Linked DNA regions of Homo sapiens: region 2 is linked to region 1. The links are chromatin loops, found by intact Hi-C in ENCODE. Cell type or tissue: IMR-90. All regions are shown on one strand. Links, peaks and the distances in the headings refer to the core of each region. The heading gives the core; the rest is flanking DNA. Region 1 overlaps LOC124903915 (a long non-coding RNA gene). Region 2 holds the start of TRT-AGT1-2 (tRNA-Thr (anticodon AGT) 1-2).

Evidence for each region. A loop is a pair of places that touch in the nucleus more often than their neighbours do. Peaks named below come from ENCODE experiments on the same cell type or tissue, not always from the same donor. Only the 100,000 strongest peaks of a DNase experiment are listed, where the experiment ranks them.
Region 2: a loop joins it to region 1, with 10 times the contacts of the local background. A loop is called at or near these places in 38 of 110 quality-filtered maps.

Annotation. Positions count from the first base shown.
Region 1 is chr17:8,299,174-8,302,084 of GRCh38, forward strand. It overlaps LOC124903915 (a long non-coding RNA gene), which reads right to left. Exons shown (of 2, transcript XR_007065606.1): 2 at 2,215-2,499. Among named protein-coding and RNA genes, the nearest start is that of SLC25A35, 5.2 kb to the left of the region's middle. In IMR-90, for the core only: a CTCF peak has its summit at 1,655 (motif pointing left); a DNase peak (open chromatin) is centred at 1,638.
Region 2 is chr17:8,225,325-8,228,235 of GRCh38, forward strand. CTC1 (CST telomere replication complex component 1) reads right to left here. Exons shown (of 23, transcript NM_025099.6): 23 at 1-2,911. The coding sequence ends at 2,856. TRT-AGT1-2 (tRNA-Thr (anticodon AGT) 1-2) reads right to left here and starts at 984; the gene lies at 911-984. It overlaps TRS-AGA2-6 (tRNA-Ser (anticodon AGA) 2-6), which reads right to left and starts at 1,367; the gene lies at 1,286-1,367. TRI-AAT4-1 (tRNA-Ile (anticodon AAT) 4-1) reads right to left here and starts at 1,740; the gene lies at 1,667-1,740. In IMR-90, for the core only: no CTCF peak of the experiment used is centred there; DNase peaks (open chromatin) are centred at 927 and 1,477; H3K4me3 peaks cover 1,075 bases; H3K27ac peaks cover 197 bases.

The sequences.
Region 1 (2,911 bases), core at 198-2,697:
TTCTTCTCTACTAAAAAAAATACAAAATTAGCTGGGGGTGGTGGCGCATGCCTGTAATCCCAGCTACTCGGGAGGCTGAGGCAGGAGAATCACTTGAACCCCGGAAGTGGAGGTTGCAGTGAGCAGGAGATTGCGCCATTGCACTCCAGCCTGGGCAACAAGAGTTAAACTCTGTCTCAAAATTACATCTATCTATCTATCTATCTATCTATCTATCTATCTATCTATCTATCTATATATATATATATCAGGGCTGGGCATGGTGGCTCAGGCCTGTAATCCCAGCACTTTGGGAGGCTGAGGTCAGCGGATCATGAGGTCGAGAGATCGAGACCATCCTGCCCAACATGGTGAACCCTCATCTCTACTAAAAAAAAAAAATACAAAAATTGGCCGGGTGTGGTGGCTCATGCCTGTAATCTCAGCACTTTGGGAGGCCGAGGAGGGCGGATCACCAGGTCATGAGGTCGAGACCATCCTGGCTAACACAATGAAACCCCATCTCTACTAAAAATACAAAAAATTAGCCAGGCGTGGTGGCAGGTGCCTGTAGTCCCAGCTACTAGGGAGGCTGAGGCAGGAAAATGGCATGAACCCAGGAGGCGGAGCTTGCAGTGAGCCGAGATCGCGTCACTGCACTCCAGCCTGGGCGACAGAGTGAGACTCTGTCTCAAAAAAAAAAAAAAAAATTGAGGCCGGATGCAGTGGCTCATGCTTGTAATCCCAGCACTTTGGGAGGCCGAGGTGGGTGGATCACCTAAGGCCAGGAGTTCGAGACCAGCCTGGTCAACCTGGTGAAACCCCATTTCTACTAAAAATACAAAAATTAGCTGGGTGTGGTGGCGGGCACCTGTAATCCCAGCTACTCGGGAGGCTGAAGCAGGAGAATCACTTCAACCCAGGAGGCGGAGTTTGCAGCGAGCCGAGATCGCACCACTGCACTCCAGCTGGGCAACAGAGCTAGACTCCGTCTCAAAAAACAACAACAACAACAACAACAAAACAAACAAACAAAAAAAACCCAAAAATGTATAATTAGGCCCAAGGTCACCTAGATTTTCTTTTATGTTTTCTTCTAGAAGCTTTATAGTTTTACTTTTTACATTTAGGTCTATGATCCATTTTGAGTTAATTTTTGTAAATTATGTGAGGTCTGGGTTTGGTTTCTTCTCATCCTCCTCTCTCTTTTCTTCTTTCTTCTTTCCTCCTCCTCCTCCTTCGTCGTCTTCTTCCTCTTCCTCCTCTTCTTCTCCTTCTTCTTCTTTTTCTCCTTCTTCTTTCTTCTTCTTCCTTTGGTCCTTTGTAAAAAATCTGTTTTCTATATTTGTGTGGCTCGATTTCTGTGCCCTCACTTCTGTTCCCTTGATCTGTGTGTCTAGCCTTTGACCAATATCATGCTGTCTTGATTTATTGTAGGCTGTTACCATTTTTTCCTGGATGTGAATGTCATGAATCAGATTTGAGAGGAGTTGCATAGGGAACGTAAAAGTCCCCAGGTGTCTGAAAGAAGGGGTGGTAACATAGAGAGGGAGCGAGAAAGACGGGGAGGCTTGGAGGGCAGGGGGCTGTGTCTTTCTTGCCTCTTCCTTGGTAGCCTAGACACTGATGGGTTCCTTTTGGCTGCTGAGCGCGCACCCGAAGTGCTCAAACTCCACCTAGTGGTGGTGAGGAAGGATCGTCTCTGTGTATCCTCACCTGGGCCAAAACCTGTATAAATTCCCAGAGCAGGCCAGCTTTTCCTTACTGCTTCTTCCTGATTTATCCCCCATCACAGGCAGGCTACCTACATTAACAGCTTTGCAGACAGAAATGAGGCCCAGGTGTTCTGTGCTCCATGAAAGAGTCTACTGGACTTCCAAGTCCTGGCCCTACCGGAGGGAGCTGGACTCAACACTTCTTTTATTAGAAGCTCCCTTTATAAGGGATTGTTTTGTTGTAAGTGACAGAAATCCAACTCAAACTAGCTTACAAAAAGGGAACTCATTGACTCACACAACTGAAAGCTCCAGACACACACATGACTTCAGGCCAGCAGAATCAGGCACTCAAATCTGTCTCTCTCCACCTCTGCCATGTATCGGTTTTATTCTCAGGCCACCTCACTGATGGCCACTAGCAGCTGCAGGCCCATATTCCACCAGCTTAGCATCCTCAGTGGAAATGTAACTGCCCAGTGGGCTCTTCCTGTCCTCTGCACAAATAAAGACCACGGCATTGCAGTAAAGAAAGAGTTTAATTGACACGAGGCCGGCCATGCCACATGCAAAATTGATTATTACTCAAGTCAATCTCCCTGAAAATTCAGAGATCAGGGTTTTTGATAATTTGGTGGGTAGGGGGTCAGAAAGTGGGGAGTGCTAATTGGTTAGGTGGGAGACGAAATCACAGGGAGTTGAAACTCTCCTCTTTCACTGGGTCGGTTCCTGGGTGGGGGCCACAAGAACAGATGAACCAGTTTATTGATCCGGGTGTTGCCAGATGATGCTTTGAGTGCAGGGTCTGCAAAATATCACAAGCACTCATCTTAGGTTTTACAAGAATGATGTTATCCCCAGGAGCAATTTGGGGAGGTTCAGAATCTTGCAGCCTCCAGCTGCATGACTCCTAAACCAAATCTTATTTATTTATTTTTTTTTTGAGACGGAGTATCGCTTTGTCACCCAGGCTGGAGTGTAATGGCATGGTCTCTGATCACTGCAACCTCTGTCTCCTGGGTTCAAGCGATTCTCCTGTCTCAGCCTCCCGAGTAGCTGGGACTACAGGCGTGCGCCACCACACCCGGCTAATATTTTGTATTTTTAGTAGAGACAGGGTTTCACCATGTTGGCCAGGCTGGCCTTGAACTCCTGACCTCGTGATCTGCCAACCTCGGCCTCCCAAAGTGCTGGGATTACAGGCATAAGCCACTGTG
Region 2 (2,911 bases), core at 412-2,911, 74 kb before region 1:
AACGTGGTCTCGGCAGTGCTGCATCCCTGGCTTGACCTGGAGGTAGCAATTCCTTCAAGCCATTTGCTCATCTTACATTGGTTCGTGGGCCATGGAATGGTGTCGAGAGCTTTCTGCCTATCTTCCAAGGAGGTTTAGGTCCTGCCAAGAGCTCACAGATCCTATTTCTTGCCTTATCTCTGGCATTTATTTCTTCCTTAACCAGCCTAGCTTCAGTGCTCCAGAAAAGTGCCCTGCCCTTCCACACCAGGATCCCTAGCGACTCCCGAATGATGCTTTCTTGGACTCTGTTCACATGGCCTCAGCCCTTCTGCACCCTGCTGCACGAAACCTGGTGCCAGGCCAGGCCAGGCCAGCCGGATCCCTGCTTACTCCTTACCCTGACATCCCGCTGGTGGAGAGGGATGGAGGTAACTGCAAGTGAAAGACCAGTTAGAGGACCGCATCTGGAAGCTGTGCCAAATTTTAAATACTGTATATTTAAATATATATTTTTATATTATATACTATATATATAACATTATGAGCCACCAAACCCAAAGAACTATAATGAAGAGCCAAACAAAACAAAGTGGCTCAGGTTCTAGGGGACGTCCTAGGGTGGAGAAAGAGGCCTGGAAGGTGGGCAGCCCCTTCCATCGAGGGTGGGGCGGCCGCCTGACCCAGTCCACCTGCACCAGTGGGGTGTGGCATCAGTTAAGCAAAGGACCCTTAGGCCTATGCAACATTTCTGCCCCTAAGTTAGAGAACCACCTTTTAGAGTGGCGATCTCATGGGAGTGGCAGCTTGACTCTGCAGGAAATGTGGGTGCTATGAGTGCAGAACAGAAACTCTTACGCGTTCTGATATAAAAACAATACATGAAAGGATGTGGATTTAGCCGCAAAATCACGCTGTTTCAATTGAATAAAGGCACCGCTGGGATTCGAACCCAGGATCTCCTGTTTACTAGACAGGCGCTTTAACCAACTAAGCCACGGCGCCGAAGCTGCCATAAAGGTTCCTGAAATTCATCTACAAGAATATAGAGCTAGGAACCCGGACCGAGCTTTTTCAGATCTTTCTAGAACTAATTTGGTAACTCAACTGGCTCTTGCATCACTTGTCCATTCCTCGGATTTCCTTCAATGTCCAAAGACGTTAATCATAGATTTCAAACCAAAATCATAGACTCTAAATCAAATTCTCGATTCTAGAGTTCCTAGATGAGAGGTTTGGAGGGTGCCGACTGGATCATCCCATCCTGGAGAGAAATATGGTCAGTATGCTGAAGAAAAAAATATGACGTAGTCGGCAGGATTCGAACCTGCGCGGGGAGACCCCAATGGATTTCTAGTCCATCGCCTTAACCACTCGGCCACGACTACGAGGCTTAGGGCTTCGTTTTCATCCAATGCCTTTCTTACTTCCCTTGACTGACAAACATCTGCCTCCATGAAAGCGCTTCAGGGAAAAAAAGACGCGGCGGTTGCACGTGAACCTTCCTTTCACCCGGGTGCCCAGAGACTCCTCCCTCCAAGCCTTCGGGAGCGCTAGTGATTCAGGGAATAGGAAGCAGTAGGTGCAATATAATTCTGTTACCAGAAGGCAACTGGCTCCGGGTAGAAACTTCCGGATAACAGCAGAGGGTCAGAAAACAAAACACACACAAAAAAAAGCCACCCACTGGCCCGTACGGGGTTCGAACCCGCGACCTTGGCGTTATTAGCACCACGCTCTAACCAACTGAGCTAACCGGCCACTAACTTTCCGGGTCTACTTCAAATCTTAATATAGGGTATTGCTACCATAAAAGCAGCATAAATCCCAACATATGGGTTTAACCACGCTCTAAAGGTCTCCCAAACACGAACAAATCCTAACAGCCAGGAAGAAATGGCCTCCCAGTAGCTCTGAAAGATGTGCCTCAGCTCATCTTTCCACCTCTCCATCTATCAGTCCCCAGTAAAGAAATGCAGCAACACCAGCCAAAGGCATTGGTATCTCCAAAGAATTGTTCCTAGATCCCCTAATTGTACGGTTGTGATTTCGGAGCACCTTCTGGTCTCAAGGTATATCGATCAAGGATCTGCCTTAGGCCAGGCCCTTGGGAAACCTACAGGGCTAACCGTAGCCTGGGGCCCTATAGCACAGTCACCCAGAGTCCTCACCTGCCCCTGCTTGTGCCTGGCACTTGCCTCCCCCTACACCTTCTTTGTGCTTGTGAACACCTCTAGGCATTCATATTTGACTTCCTGCAGGGCCCAGCCTTACTGACTGAGACCATCATAGCTATGCTCTCTGCCTTGCCGCCAACTCCCCAATTTACTTCCTTTACAGACTGATTTTGGTACCATTTCTTCTGCTGGACGAAAAGCTCTTCTCTTCCAAATCACTTTCCACCTTTGGCCCTGGCGGCAAAGGGCTGAAATGATGATGAACGACTAGGAGTTCCTAGGAGGTGGACAACTAGGAGTCAGGAGGCCTGGGACCCCAGAGATGAGTACCAGTGAGAAATGACACCAGAGGGCTTCATTGCAGGTCAATAGGCCTGTCACCATCACCCCACAGCGAGCAAGTCTTTTGTTCCCTCAGCTCCTGCGACAAAGTCAGAACCCAGGTGCTCAGGGCCGCCTGTGAATGCAGGTGCCTTGTCCCAATCAGAGGACATATTAATAGGGCCATGATTTCCTGTTGCCACAATTTTGCCAAGGCAGGCTGGCACCAGAACACCAAAGAAGGGAAATTATAGTGGAGTAGCAGTTTGTGAATCTGGAGTCCTTGGTTCAATCACAGAACAAGTAGGGAGAGGAGCCAGGACCTAGGCCTTCAGGTTTTCAGCAAGGAAGGACTCTCAGGCCATCCTTGCAGTTCAGTTAACAGGAGGAAGCAAGGATCCCCAGAGAGCTGGAGTACTCTGACTCTCGGATAG